3 separate regions of the Homo sapiens genome follow, and all the other regions are linked to region 1. The links are chromatin loops, found by intact Hi-C in ENCODE. Cell type or tissue: Calu3. All regions are shown on one strand. Region 1 has its middle 430 kb from the start of GPAM. Region 2 has its middle 15 kb from the start of MIR6715B. Region 3 has its middle 44 kb from the start of GPAM.

Region 1 (5,000 bases):
GACATCTTTAATTTGTGTAAATCTTAGGAAAAAAGTATTCAATCTTTTACCATTACACAATAGGTTTTAAAAGATATCCTTTATCATCTTAAGGAATTTCTTTTCTAGTCTTATGTTACTGAGAGTTTTTATCATTACTGAGGTTTGATTTTTTTTCAAATGATTTTTCTTTATCTATTAAGATAATCATATGGTTTTCCCTTTTAAGTTTGTTATGGTGATTTATATTAATTTGTTTTTGAATGTTGAAATAACATTGCATTCCTCAGGTAAGCCATACTTAACCATGATATATTATTCTTTTACATATTGTTATACTTGACTTGGCACTATTTTGCTGAGTGTTTTAGCATTAATATTTATGAAGGATATTGTGCTGCAGGTTTATTTTCTTATAATTTCTTGGTCTGCTTTTGGTATGAGGTTAATTGTGATCTCCTAAAGTGAATTTAGTTTCCATAGCAGATTTGAAATTTTTTTAAAAAAATTGGAAATTGTCAGGATTTTAGAAGAATAAAAAGAAAAGTAGCAGGCATTCTGAGTTGTAGTAGATAACAGCAAAAATGTAGCTATGGGAATGCTGAGGCCAATTCAGGGGACAATGAGAAAGCAAGTCTGGTCTAAGAGGAAGTATGGGAGAGGGTTGGAAGAGAAAATTGGGCTGGTACTATTTGAACTTTGGGTTCCAGCTTGATTACTAACTGCATGACCTTAAATAAGTGACAACCTCCTTAAGCCTCATATTTGTCGCCTCTAATATAAGGATAACAATATCCCTTCTTCATAGGATAAAATGAGATAAAGAACCAAGCCTAGCGTTGGGCACATGTTAAATGTTCAGCACATGTTTATGATGATGATGGTAGAGATAATAATGATAATGGGATTAATACTGTGTCATCAATGCCCAGCTATAAACCAAGGTGTTAGAATTCTGTTCCATAGATGATAGGGAACTACTAAAGGGGAGAGTGTTAATGATCAAATTGACTCTTTATGAAGATGAATTTGACTATGTCTTCAAAATGGACTAGGAGATGTAGATCAGAGGGGCAGGAAATAAAGCCAAAATTTTCTGTCTAATAAAAGTTCCGACATGGAAAAAAAAAAAGCATGGAGAAAAAACAATAATGTACATTTTTCTCTCCAACGAGAACACTGTTTTTCTACCTGAGGTTTTGTCCTGGTTGAGCATATATACATTTGGATATTTTCCTACCAACTCAGAATCAATATCAAATTATCTTTTTCTCTAAGATTTGGAATTCTTATCCTGTGATGTAGTCAACTATAGACAGTATAATTGGAATCAAATAAATAGAGATTTGAGACTGATTATCAGGTACTTAATGTTCTTGTTCAAACCAATACGACAAGGACTGAAGAGAGGAGTATAGGACAGGGTATACTTTGCCTAAACAAAAAATTTTCTAATCACTTCCTAGAGCACTGTTTGCTTATGAAGTATAACCTTGTTTAGCCACACTGAGAAGGAGCTCACCAGTCTGATGGGACCAATTAATGAGGCCAAACTGGCAAAGACTTAAGACAGCCGCTTTCTATAGCTGACTAGGAGGAAATAAACATACTCAGTTTAGGAACAGTAGTTCAACTTTCTTTTTGCCAGATAGTCGTTAATGCACAAGATGGCCATTTAATTCATCAAGATGGCTGCTTTGATATTTTCTCCATTAGTAGGTATGAGTTTTTACTGAATTGCCTACAAATCTCTTGGATCACCTTTCCACCAAAAGTATATGTTTCTGAACTGGAAAACTGAAAAAAACAATAACAGTCTGTGTATAGTCAGTAGAGCTGGTCTGTGTCTAAGAAACCAAGTGGACAATAAATGGCCTGCATCACTACCCTACTGTGACATTGCCTTCGAAATTGAAATTTGATCTGGCTTCCTTGGGACTTGGACTGTATCTCTGCGGATCCTTTTAAACCTTATCTCCTAGTGCCAAAACATACCACCACCCTTTCCCCAAACCACTGGCAAAGTCAAAAATTACAAAAGATACCTTTTCATCCTCGATCTGAGCCAGCTATTATTCTACCCACTATTCTAGTCCCAAACTAATCTTTGTTCATTTAATCTACAAACATTTATAGAAGTTTACATCTGTGCCAGGGATCTTGTTTGACCCAAGAGATAGATCCCAACATTCCCAGGACTGGTGTGTAGCTCAGTTTCATACATTTGTTCCAGCCCATATGTTCTTCATTCATGTTTCCAGTCTTCAAGCCGGCAATTCCACATCTTTATCCTCCATGATAGTAAGAGCTTTCCTTATTTCCCTAATCATTTTGTACCTAGTTCCTAAGAGAAACCACAATTGTTGCTCTGAATTTCCCTTTCCTAATTAACACGGTGATAAAAGTCCAAATACTCTCATAGCTCAACAAAATGTGGGTCTGTAAGGACATCTTATTTACTTAGAAACAAATGGCATTTTAATCCGTAGAACATTTTGTGTTAGAATGGTTATCCTTTTAGTTATTGTTTCTACTGTCAGAAAAAATATATATTCTAGAAACACTAGTTATTACTGCTCAGTAAAAAAAGGGTTTGAGGTCTTCTGAATTATTAGTTATAACAAACTATTCCCTGAGTTCATGCTATTGTATTGTGTTTAAAACGATAATCTTTTCAAAAATTAGCGTTATTGTTAATTTGTGGAATCATAATAAAATCTGGTGCATAATTCTAAATAGGCAGGCAAAAGAACAGCCCACTCCAGGAAGGAGACCGGCCTCGCCCCTGTGTCTGAAAGCCAGCAGCTGTGGAGCTGGGGGAGCAATAAATAAGAAAGAGTCTATGGAGAGGACAGAGACAGCATTCAACTCAGCAGAGCCCAGCCTTGCTGTGACATGATATGATCTGGAAGAAATGTGACCTGTATTCCACATTGACCACCCTTGCTCCTCCCCATCCTGTAGAAGACGACCTGCATCTCGGGTAAATTCTGTTAGAAGAGTGAAGCCAGGGATGCAGCAAGCCGGCACAGCTGGGCAGAAAAGCAGTGAACTGAGTCTCATCCCACAAGAGGGAGCTCTCGGTTCCGCACAGCTTTAAGTGACTGCACCTGATGCAACTACCCAAGCAAATCCTTCACGTGGATTTCTGCTGCCATACTTTCGTTACTGAAACACCATTTTATCATACTTCGTACAATCAGGAAAGATCTGTGTCTCCTCTCCCTTCTTTGCAGTTTGTCTCTACAGTGTAAGAAGCTGGAAGGTCCTTATAATTTCTCTGGGTAAGATTTGGTTTGAATTAAAGCTAAGAGAAGGACAGGGACATAAGAGATGTTCGTGTGAAGAAGGCAAAGGGACTTGTTTGTGTTTCTGCCGGAAGACAGGGAGCCTACTGTTCTTTGGGTTAAGGAGAGCAACCATGATGACTCACAGTAAACATTTCCAATGACAGAGCCCCAGGTTCTGGAATCCAGATCCTCTTCTCAAGTTTCCCCTCACCATACCCTTGTCAAATAAAAATAAGTAAAATCTTCCATGTTATAATCCTTTAGGGGAAGAACACTTCCCTTCGTGACTAGAGGCCATGTATGCAGGATGCTAGACACCACTCAAAGCTATCACCTCCCATTCAATCCATCAGTGAAGCTTGCCAGTTCTAGTTTTGAAGTATATCTGGAATATGACCACTTTTCACCCTTACCACCTCCTCTGCCAGCACCTGGACTGAGTCACCATCTCTTACTTGAATTATTGCTTTTGCCTCCTTTCTGAGTGCTCAGTTTTCAAACTTGCCCCTATAGTTTATTGTCTATTTTAAAACCAGAATGATCCCATCACAGTGTAAATCCAATTTTGTGACTCCTTTGCCCAGCATGTTCCAATGATCCCCTCTTTCTCAGAATAAAATCCAAGGTCCTTGCCTTGGCTTCGGATGTCCTACATGATCTGGCCCTCTCATCACTCTGATCTTGCTTCCTATCAGTTTCTAACTTGGCGAATTTACCCTGGCCTGGAACATTCTAACACCCTCCTGCCTGAGAACCTAGATACTCACTGTTCTCCCTGTCTAGAAGTTTCTTCTCCCAGATAGCTAATGGAGAACTGCCTGATTAGGCAGAGGGAACAGTGACTCCTCTCTCCCTTGGTCACTTTTTTGCTCCAGCCACTCCTTACTGGAGGCACTGCCCCTGCTGATCCTCAAATGTGTGGAGCCTCATGCCTCAGGGCCTTTGCCTTTGCTGTCCATTCTCCTTGGAACATGCTTCTCCCAGATATTTGGGCAGGTTACTGCCTTGCACTTGCACTGCACTGCCTTGGTCTCTGCCCAAATGTTACAGTCTGAGAAAAGCTCACCTGACCCTGATTTCCAAAAAGGACCACTTTGTTTCTCATCTTTTCTTTTTTACTTTGTTTTGCTTTGCTTCTTAGCACTTATTACCATCTGATATATTATTCTATGTTTACCTGCTTTATTGCCCTCCCCCCTGCAATAGAATCTAAACTCCCACAAGTACTGGAACTATATCTTTTTTGTGTGGTCATCATGTCATTTATGAAAGGAGTGATTAATAAGTATTTGTTAAATAAATGGGTTGATAGATGAATGAGTAGCCCTAATGAAACAGGAATAAATATCCACATCTTACAGATGAGAAATGAACAGACTGCCAACCCAACACAGCCAGCAACCAGTACAGATGAGATCCAAATCCAAGTCCATGCTCTTAACCACAGACTAAACTCTGATTGATAGTATAGTCCCTTCCTGATGTCCCCTGGAGTTGCAGTACCATGTAGTAATAGACAAGAGAGAATGAGGCACGTGCTAACTCCTCTTTCTTCTCCAGACAGGGACACTAGTGAAACTCTCTCCTCTCTCTGAAGAGGGATTAATAACACTTTCTAATTTTGCAGATCTTAGAAGGAAAGACAAAATTAAGTAGATGCCAGATCTTGGTGGTTTCAATTTAGTTACAGGAGAAGTAGGTTAGTGACTTTTGTAGGTTCCAGAACAATTT
Region 2 (5,000 bases), 560 kb after region 1:
TGGTTTTCTGTATTTTAGTACAGACAGGGTTTCACCATGTTGCCCAGGTTGGTCTCAAACTCCTGAGCTCAGGCAATCCACCCATCTCGGCCTCCCAAATTGCTAGGATTACAGGCGTGAGCCACTGTGCCCAGTCCTTACTTTTGGTTGAATACATTGAAGCCATTGTGTGTCCTTGTTGTTACCAAGCAACCTAGCTAAATAGAAATACACATGCAGAGACAATTCAAACTTTTATTTCCCCTAAAGATGTTACTGTTCAATGTCCAGGTTCCTAAAAGCCCTGGACCTAGGAGTGGAACCCGGAACTACCTGCTGCCATCCCTGGACCATCAGGCCATCAGTTTTGTCTACCTGTGTAGAGGCCAATACGAAGCTGGAGCTTCTCCTGGGGCATGTGCCCAATTTGGAAGCAGATGGTGGCACTGAGGAAGTGCAGGGACATGGTGGCAATCTCAGCCACATGCTGGCTTCCATTGTGGTAGGGAGTCCACTAGCCACCATGTATGCATCTCCAATGGTCTCAACCTGAAAACAAAGTGACAGAGTGACCTTTGTTTTCCATGAGGGAGGCCAAGGGTTGGGGTGGGGTCAGAGATTAAGGCCCCTCATTTGTCCCCAACCTTGAGGCCCCATGTTTGGACGCGTCACACTCCCTGACCTCCACCCCATGCAAGTTCCAGCATTTCTTCAGTTCCTGCCCTTGTCATGGCTCTTCCACAAAGCCCCCCTCACCCTCCTTCCCTGAGCCTCCCTCCCCACAGTCACTGTTTCCTCCTCTGAAATCCAATAGTAGCGGTGACTATATTTCCCCAGCCCAAATTCAGAACCAGTGAGACAGGGAGCAGTATGCTCCTAGAGTCAACCTTGAAGGGTGAGGTGGATCCGTCAAGCAGAGACCATCTCACCCAATATTATATATATATACACATTATATATATATAATGTATGTATCTGCCTGTCTGTCCTCTTCCCCCTCCATCCTCCTAATAAAATCAGCTTTCAGATCTGTCATTCACAATAGAGAAATAAATGACAAGTAGAAGCTTAAAGTTACAGCCCTTTCCAGATACATTTGCATTTTAGCAGAATCCAAAGATGATGTGGTAAAGGCTGAATTTCAGGCATTAGCCAGACAGTAAGAACACCTCTGTCCTGGTGACCCTGAAATTACGCAAAGTCAACTATTCGACAAGCCTCACCTGCTTCCGGGTTTCCTCTCCCCACCGTGGTAACGTCCTTTAGAAATACAAACTAAGTTTTAATATGAGCTCAAGCAAAACACAACTGAGAAGGTAATACTAAGAGGAAAATCCCAGAAGATATCCTCCTAAGCAGGGCAGGTTCTGATTTTGTTGGGTGTGTGTGATCTACTCTTAAAGGTTATCTATACCATCCTTTCTTTCACCCTTGAACAGAGGCATCATTTGTGGGGAACACTGGGAGATAAACATTGAAGACGTGTCACTGTGTCACTGAGATATGTGACCATATGACCACACTGTCCCCCAAATCTCGCTATCCCCAGGTCCACAGGCAGAGACAGGGCCCTGGGATTGTGGTCAGTGCTGGTGCACTTGTGGCTGCCCACCAGGCATGTATGAGCACAGGCACACGGTACTGTCCCTAGAGTCATGGGCTGACCCCTTCTAAAGAGTCAGAACACACAGAAAGCAGCCCTCATCACCACCACCACCCGGCAGTCATGAAGAGCCAAAACATTTCTGTTTTCCCCATCAAAAATGGTTTTCACTCCAGGTGACCGTGTCCTTCTATCTCCCACAGTAGCACCCGGCAGGGAATTGTTGCTGCCCCGCTTTTAGTCACAAGTCTGATAGTCTAAAAGTGGGAATCTTTCTTCACTCTTAATTGCTAAGGATCAGGACAACAGAGGTGAGACCCACACAAGATCCAAGGACAACCTTTGAAGGACAGTAAACAGGAGCCTCTCTGCCTCTGAAGGAAATGTATTTAGGAAAGACGGGAAGGAATTAGCCAGTGGAAGGTCAATGCCTCTTTTTAAAAAGTGTTTACTGTGAGATAAAATAATGGAAGGAAACAGAGGAAACTGGTGAGTTTTGACAAGCACATACATCTGTGACTAATCAAGACCTTTTCCAAGAAAACAAACAGAAATAAAATATTGAGTTTCTGCCGTGAAGTGACATAGACTGAAATGGAGCTTCCTCCTGGCTGATGTCTGGAATCAGTTCCATTCTCCATCATGCCCCGGAGACAGCCTGCAAGGAGCACACGTGATCGCACAGTCAGGATGAGGCATCTCACCTTATAAACATCATAAGTTGTGATGATGTGATCGAATAAACTGTACACGTCATTGAGGAGCTTGACGACTTGCAAAGGGGAGCTGAGAGAACACAGCTTTGTGAATCCAACAATATCAGATAAAAAGATTGTCACAGATTCGAAATGTTCTGGTTCCACGGACCTTCCGGCTAGTAGTTGTTCTCCAGTGAAGCTGAAACCAGAGAAACGGATCATTTTTGAATGGGATCTTATTCATCTCATCTCCTACAGACTCCTGCAAAGTTGTCCTCATTGGTCCTTTTGCTTCAATGGCTAAGCTTTTGGTTAACAAAATTCATTTTCTAGAGGAATTCTTTTAACATCCACTTCTCCAGTTGCATTCTCTCTAAAGAGATATTTTAATTGACGTGTATAAATTGTGGGGGAGTAGGAGAGAGGGTCACATAATGCCTTTACAAAAAGGATTTTCTTTATGTATATTGGTTATAGAGTTAGGGTGTAAAGACTCTGCAGTTGTGGAAGGGAATATAATCATTCACCAATCCACAAATCAATTTCATTTCAGTCAACCAATCTCATTAAAAATCCCTGCCCCCACTTCTTTGGTCTAGACATGCAAGAAGCGCACGGGAATTTTAACAGCAAATACTTCTGCCAAGTGTTGAGAGAGTGAACATATAGAAACAGAACCAAAAATGAAGCAATATTTGAATGTGAAGCCACAGGTACATATTAAACTGTGTGGAGGTTTTGGACCTACAATCAAATACAGGGGAGGTAGCAATTAGTCGGACTCGTGAAACGAGGGCGCCATCTAGTGGCTACTCTCCTGTTGCTGCATCCACCACCCTCCACGTAAAAGACCGACTACAGCCTCTATTTCTATGGATTCAGGAGAGTTTGCCTCTATCTCCCTTTACAGGTGTACCAAACTGCACAAAAAAAAATGCCTGACCCCTTTTAGAAGAACCTGACATTCTCTTAGAAAAATAATCATGGAAATAATCCCCCCTATGTGGGGCTGCTAGATGGTGATGCCGCAGCTTCAAGGCCCCAGTGCTTCCGAATACCTGGGCACTTTGGTGGACAGAAGCTTCTCCACCTTCCTCTTCTCTGCAGTCAGCTGGCTGGTCCTCTCTTGCACCACTTCCTCCAGGTAATTGGCATACACTTCCAGCTTGCTCATCACACTGGCCAGTATGCTCACATGACTTTAAAAGAAACCAGACATTGATGTTTTCTCCCAAGACCCTTAGGGCCTCAGTGGAACAGAGCTTCCAGCTACACATTCCAGGAAAATATTGCTTGCCTTTCAGGTGTCCTAGTTAAGGGTTGCCAACGGACATCGGGGAAGTGACAATGGCATTGCAGCCGCGTGACAGGACAGAGCCTGCCTTTCATCAGCCCTCTAAGCTGCCTCCTTCATTTCTCTGAGCCTCACTTTACTCATTTGGAAAATGAAGATAATCACGCGTACCTCATGTACATACGATCACGTTGTTGTTCTGAGGATGTAGGGAGATAACATGCATAAAGTGTCTAGGGTCACGTCCAGGGCCACAGGCACTCAACAAATGGTGGCCTTCAATGGCCCATTCCCCACCTCCCAACAGACATTGAGAATGCAGATTTCAGGATGGGTCATTCCTTTCTTTTCAGACGGTCTAATGTAAGGGCACTTCTAGATTCTATTAGTCCTTTGTTTTCGAAGCGTCTTCAGAGAACTCATTTAAATTCCTCATCTTCAGATGAGGAGACCTAGACTCACATAGGAAAATAGATTTGTCATAACATTGAGGTCCATATTTTCTAAGTAAAAAATATGGGGATGTATCTTAAGCTTACTTAAGAGGTATCTTTAGGTTAATTACCTTGATTTAATCATTCTACACAGTATACGTATTCCGAAACATCACATGGTATACCATAAATATAAACAATGTTTCACTTGTTAATTTTAATTTTAATTTTATTTTATTTTACATTTTTGAGATGGCGTCTTGCTCTGTCACCCAGGCTGGAGTACAGTGCTGCAATCTCAGCTCACAGCAACCTCCACCACCCAGGTTCAAGCGATTCTCCTGTCTCAGCCTCCTGAGTAGCTGGGGTTATAAGTGTGTGCCATCACGCCCAGCTAATTTTTGTATTTTTAGTAGAGATGGGGTTTCACCATGTTGGTCAGCCTGGTCTCAATCTCCTGATCTCAGGTGATCCACCTGCCACGGCGTCCCAAAGTGCTGGGATTATAGGCTTGAGCCACCACACCCAGCCTCATTTGTTAATTTTAAAAATCATTTAAAAATGATTTTTAAAATTTAAAAACTATTACGAGCTTGGAAATGCAGAACCCAGGGCTATTGTGTTAAGAATGCATAGCTGAGGCCAGATACGGTGGCTCTTGCCTGTAATCCCAGCACTTTGGGAGCCCAAGGCAGGCAGATCACCTGAGGTCAGGAGTCTGAGACCAGCCTGGCCAGCATAGCGAAACCCTGTCTCTACTAAAAATACAAAAATTAGCCAGGCATGGTGGCACACACCTGCAGTCCTAGCTGCTCAGGAGGCTGAAGCATGAGAATCACTTGAAGCCGGGAGGCAGAAATTGCAGTGAGCCAAGATCATGCCACTGCACTCCAGCCTGTGCAACAGAGCCAGACCCTGACTCCAAAAAATGTTTTGTTTTGTTTTTTTAAATAATGCATAGCTGAAGGTCCAAATTAAGAGTAGACACCTGA
Region 3 (5,000 bases), 380 kb after region 1:
CAGACACAAAGCCACGCATTCTCCCTCCCACTCTTCCCCAGTTTGCTTTGCCAATCTTATGTCTATCAATGTGTAAAATTTACACTGTAAATGAATAATAAGGGATAATATGGTGGGTTTTTTAGGTGCAGCTGGCACAGTCTCTGTTAGGAGTGAAGTTCCAACATGGTGATTTAGACATTAAAGAGGTATTTCTAGGCGGCACGCGAGGCACCGCTTTCCCCTTCTGAGAGGAAGTAGGCTTCTATACCATATGACTTGAAATCAGGAGCATTCCACTTTTCAAAGGCCAAGGTGTAACCAGTGGACCCTAAAGGGGAGTGAGGGAGATCCTGAGCTCACTGCCTAGGCAACATCTGAGAGGACCAAGCGGGCTTGGAGTCCCCTAGGCACAGCAATGGAGGGCGGGGGAGAAAAGCAATGACCCGCCCTCACCCTCACTCTGCAGCCACTGGAGGCATCCCTAGGTGCTCCCAAGACAGCAGGTGGCATGTGGCAAGAGAAGCCCATCCAGACCCATTGGCACCCATTTCTCCAACAATATCAAATCCCTATGCTTGTCAGAGAGGCCACTTCCCCATAGCCCAGGAAAAGCTTTTTAAGAGACACAACAGTGAATCAAGCACGGTTCCTGCCCTCGAGGAGTTGGGAGGCCATTCATCGAATGTCAGATCCAACTGCCAATCTCACACTACCCCTCCTGTGCTGTGCTGCACTAGGGCTGTCAAACACATCACACTTTACCTCCCAGACTGCACATGGCCTCAGGACCCCTCCCTCTCTGTGCTCTGGAGGCAGCTGTCCTCCACCCCACCCTAAGCCACTGGAGTTTACCTTGACAGTGTGCCCTATCCCTGTATGGTGGAGAGAGCCTGCTCACCGGTCTCCAGAATGCCCAAATCCACCCATTTCTCTGCGTCCCCACCCAAGCTACCAGCATCTCTTTCTGGACTATGGTTTCTTTTCCTCCCCTTCCACTCAGGACACTGTATACAGATCAGCGGAGGGAAAAAAATGCTCTTTAAAAAGCTTGAGTCTTCATTACCCCCCTTCAACAGCTTCCCTACCTGGCCCTCTGGCATCCCTCTCAGCTCAGATGCTGCCTTCAGCCTTGATATGGTTTGGCTGTGTCCCCACCCAAATCTTATCTTGAATTGTAGCTCCCATAATTACCATCTGTTGTGGGAGGGACCTGGTGGAAAATAACTGAATCATGGGGTCAGTTTCCCCCATACTGTTCTCGTGGTAGTGAATAAGTCTCACAAGATCTGAAGGTTTTATAAGGAGTTTCCTCTCTCGCTTGGCTCTCATTCTCTCTTGTCTGCCGCCATGTAAGATGTGCCTTTTGCCTTAATTGTGAGGCCTTCCCAGCCACGTGGAACTGTGAGTCCATTAAACCTCTTTTTCTTTAGAAGTTACCCAGTCTCAGGTATGTCTTTATCAGAGGCATGAAAACGGACTAATACAAGCCTTCTCTCAGCTTCTCCACCAGCCCAGTCTCTTCCCGCCTTAGGGTCCTCCTCACGCCATCCCCTCTGCCAGGGCAGCCCACTCCCACCCCACTAGCCCCTTGCCAACCTGGCTCTTTCTCAGTCTTGAGGCTTAGCTGAAACATCACCTTGCTCAGAGAAGCCTCGCCAGCTGGCACCCCACAACACACGACCACAGCACCCATGGGTTCCCCACACTGCCCTCGTGGTAGGCTGTGATTGTTTTCCTTACACTGTTTACCTTTAGCCCCATCTTGCCAGCTGGAATAGAAGCTCAAGGAGAGTTGAGATGTTGACTTCATTCACCATTGTATCCCTGGCATCTTGCCGCACATAGTAGGTGCTCAGCAAACATTAGAATGAAAGAATACATGAAAGGGCCCAGCACCATAGAAGCAATGCAATGAGGTTTCAGAGGAGGAAGCAATCACTTACAGGTTGGGGTGGAGAATAAGATTTGAACATGCAGAGGTGAGGAATAAGAAACTGCAGAAGCAAAGGCATGGGGTGGGGTGTGCCTGAGGAAGCACTGAGTGCAGTGAACAGGGAAGGCCAGGGAAAAGCAGGTGGTCTTGGAGGGCTCTGACAGTGATTGACGGAGGAGCAGAAAGGCTCAGGGAAGATGGGCTGCAAGGCAGAGGTGGGCAGAGAAACTGGAGAGAAGGCAATAAAATCAGCAGAGACAATTTGACAGAGAGTGACCAGAGCCTGGACCAGCACAGGGGACGGGCAGATGTGAAACCCAGGCAGAGGTGACAGGGCCTGTCTCCTGGCAGGGGACAGGCTGCCTCGGGTCCCCATCAATCCACATCCCTGTGCCTCTAGGCTGCAGACAGGAAACAGAGGCTAGATGGAGACCTTGGGATCCCTGAGCCATGCCCATTGCTGCCACTTTTACCCCACTTCCCACCCCATCTGCATTTCTGTCTCTCCTTTCCTTTCCTCCACTTGAAGGATCCATCCTGAGGTCTCATTTCTGGCCGTCAGTGATAAGCTGCAGTTGCTAAGAAGCACCCCAGGAGGCGTCCACCTGGTCCCAGGGTCTGGGCGGAGGCCACACCTTTTTTTCCAGTCCTGGGCCTGGTACCCCTTGATGAAATCTGACCGCCATCTAGTGGACAGAGTTGGAATGCGCAGTGTGGCCACACCCTGCACCCTGGTCCAGGCGGGGCCTGATGCAAGCAAATTGGCATCGGAAAATTCACGACCAACAAGAAGGCTGAGGAGGCTGGTGAACCCCAAACCACTAGTCCTGCATACGGATGCCCCTGCTGAAGTCCAGGTGAGGCTTAATGCAAGCAAATTAGCATCTGAAAATTCATGACCATTAGCAAGGCTGAAAAGGGTGGTGAACCCCAAAGCAGTAGCCCTGCACATGGATGCCCCTGTTTATGCGGTGGTTTCAATATGCTGGCCAAAGGAGCCAGTGGGCAGGGAGGGGTAGAAAAGCAGTGGCTCCTGCAGAAAGTGTGCAGACTCATCTGGAAAAGGGCAGGCCTCTTAGCAGAGCTAATGTGTATAAAGTGTTTACCATGTGCCACGCTGGTGCTAAATGCTTCATGCATGCTCATTACTTCATCTGATCTCCTATCAGGTGGAAATGACTAAGCAAAAAGCAGACACAAGGTTCATGTGGCTGGTAAGTGCAGAGCAGGGATTTGAACCCAGGAACCCTCAGCCAGATTCTGAATCATAAAGCTATAAACCCCTGGACAGCAGTCACATGCAAAGGCAGTTAAGACAGAAGGCATTTAGGTAGGAAGCTGCCCCCAGACCATGCACCAGACTCTAGCTGCTCGAAACTCTCGTCTGTTGGTAGTTCAGAGCTCTGTACTGGAAGAAGGCTGTGAAAATGGACTTGCCCATGACCTTCCAGGTTGTGGCTTTCTATTATCCTGAGGCCCCTGACATGAGATTGGCCCACCCATCACACTCAACAGCAGTGTGTGCCTCCCTGCTTCAAATACTTATAGCCCCTTTACCCTGGAACGGGTGGGTTTAATTCCTAAGGCAGACACATGGGTCCTGGGAAGCGGGCTTTACTTTTTTTTGGTAAAGTCCCACATTCTAGAGCATTACCTTCCTTCTCCTTCCCCTCATCTCGAAACCCATATCATGAAATCCAGACATCCAGGAAGGAAATCAAGGTCAAGGAAACTTCAGGTTCAGTGGGAAGAGTTGGAGTTTGAGTGCCCACTCACGAAGCTTCCCCTAAGAGCTTGAGGAGTTTCCCAAGACACACTCATTGTGCTTCTCCATCTGTAAAATGGGAAGTGGCTAGTCGTGCCTGTAAAGCTGTTAGCCCAATGACTGGCAATTAGTTCTTGCTCAATACGTATTACTTTACCTTTACCCTGAAAAAAAAAAAAAACAAATTGTCTGTCTGCTTTCTTTTTTTCCGTTTTAAATAAAGATAGGCATTTGGAGACATTTCACTCTATTTTGGAAAAAAGAAAAGTGTACGTCCAATAATTAACAACCCCTCACCCTTGGTCTGAGAACCAACTGGGTAGGGGGAGTGTGGCACATGAAAAGACACATGCCCCATCCAAATGCTCTCTGTTCACTAGCAACCCCTTACTCCATGCTGCGGCACAGACCCAGGGCCGCCAGGTCTTCTGACAGATTTAACAAAAGCTACAATTTTACAGAAAAATGTTCTGACATCTGAAGCATCGACCTCATTTCTTTGAAAATTTAAAGTTATCAAAGTAGCTTTAAATAACTAAAGCTACTTTAATTATTTACAGTAGCTTTAGTGATGTGATGTGATGGGTGGGCCATCTGTCTGGAGCCCACAGGTCACCACTATGTGTGGCCACACACAGGCCTCGCATATTATCACTTAAGAGTTTTGTTAAGTTTCACTGCTGGGGCCAGGCACAATGGCTCACACCTGTAATCCCAGCACTTTGGGAGCTGAGGCAGTCATATCACTTGAGGTCAGGAGTTCGAGACCAGCCTGGCCAACATGAGGAAACCCCATCTCTACTAAAAATACAAAAATTGGTCGGGCATGGTGGCGCTCACCTGTACTCCCAGCTACTCGGGAGGCTGAGGCAGGAGAATCACTTGAACCCAGGAGGCGGAGTTTGCAGTGAGATGAGATTGCACCACTGCACTCCAGCCTGAGCGACAGAGTGAGATTCTGCCTCAAAGAAACAAAAAGCAGAAAACAAAACCGTCTGGTGAACTGTTGAAGGGATTCCTGTCCCCACTCTCTGGTTCTTGCCCTTCCTTCAAGGCTCAATTAAAAACTAACTCTGATATGAGACCTCCCTCAATCACCATCCAAATCTCCAACTACAATATTGTTAGGTAACTTTTCTTGGATAAAGTCCTGTGTCCCCTGAGAGCCAGAGGGCTGCCCCAGGTGAGGCCATGGTTGGCCCTTTGTATCTTCTGCCTTCTCTAGGCTCTGTGAATGTGGGTTGATGATGGTAATAACCCTCCCCGAATACTTCCCACCCTGAATCCTAATCTCTCTAAGCACAGTTGATCATCTTTCTT

The links. Hi-C counts contacts between places; a loop is a spot of excess contacts. Peaks named below come from ENCODE experiments on the same cell type or tissue, not always from the same donor. Only the 100,000 strongest peaks of a DNase experiment are listed, where the experiment ranks them.
Region 2: it touches region 1 in a loop (15-fold over the local background); 29 of 110 quality-filtered maps call a loop at or near these places.
Region 3: a loop joins it to region 1, with 10 times the contacts of the local background. A loop is called at or near these places in 45 of 110 quality-filtered maps.

What each region holds. Positions count from the first base shown.
Region 1 is chr10:111,753,595-111,758,594 of GRCh38, forward strand. No RefSeq gene overlaps it. Among named protein-coding and RNA genes, the nearest start is that of GPAM, 430 kb to the right of the region's middle. RefSeq lists an enhancer at 2,946-2,995. In Calu3, no CTCF peak of the experiment used is centred here; a DNase peak (open chromatin) is centred at 3,057.
Region 2 is chr10:112,311,963-112,316,962 of GRCh38, forward strand. It overlaps the pseudogene GUCY2GP. Among named protein-coding and RNA genes, the nearest start is that of MIR6715B, 15 kb to the left of the region's middle. RefSeq lists a silencer at 2,995-3,104. In Calu3, CTCF peaks have their summits at 3,106 (motif pointing left) and 3,306; a DNase peak (open chromatin) is centred at 3,089.
Region 3 is chr10:112,137,746-112,142,745 of GRCh38, forward strand. No RefSeq gene overlaps it. Among named protein-coding and RNA genes, the nearest start is that of GPAM, 44 kb to the right of the region's middle. RefSeq lists an enhancer at 2,286-2,785. In Calu3, a CTCF peak has its summit at 2,595 (motif pointing left); a DNase peak (open chromatin) is centred at 2,576.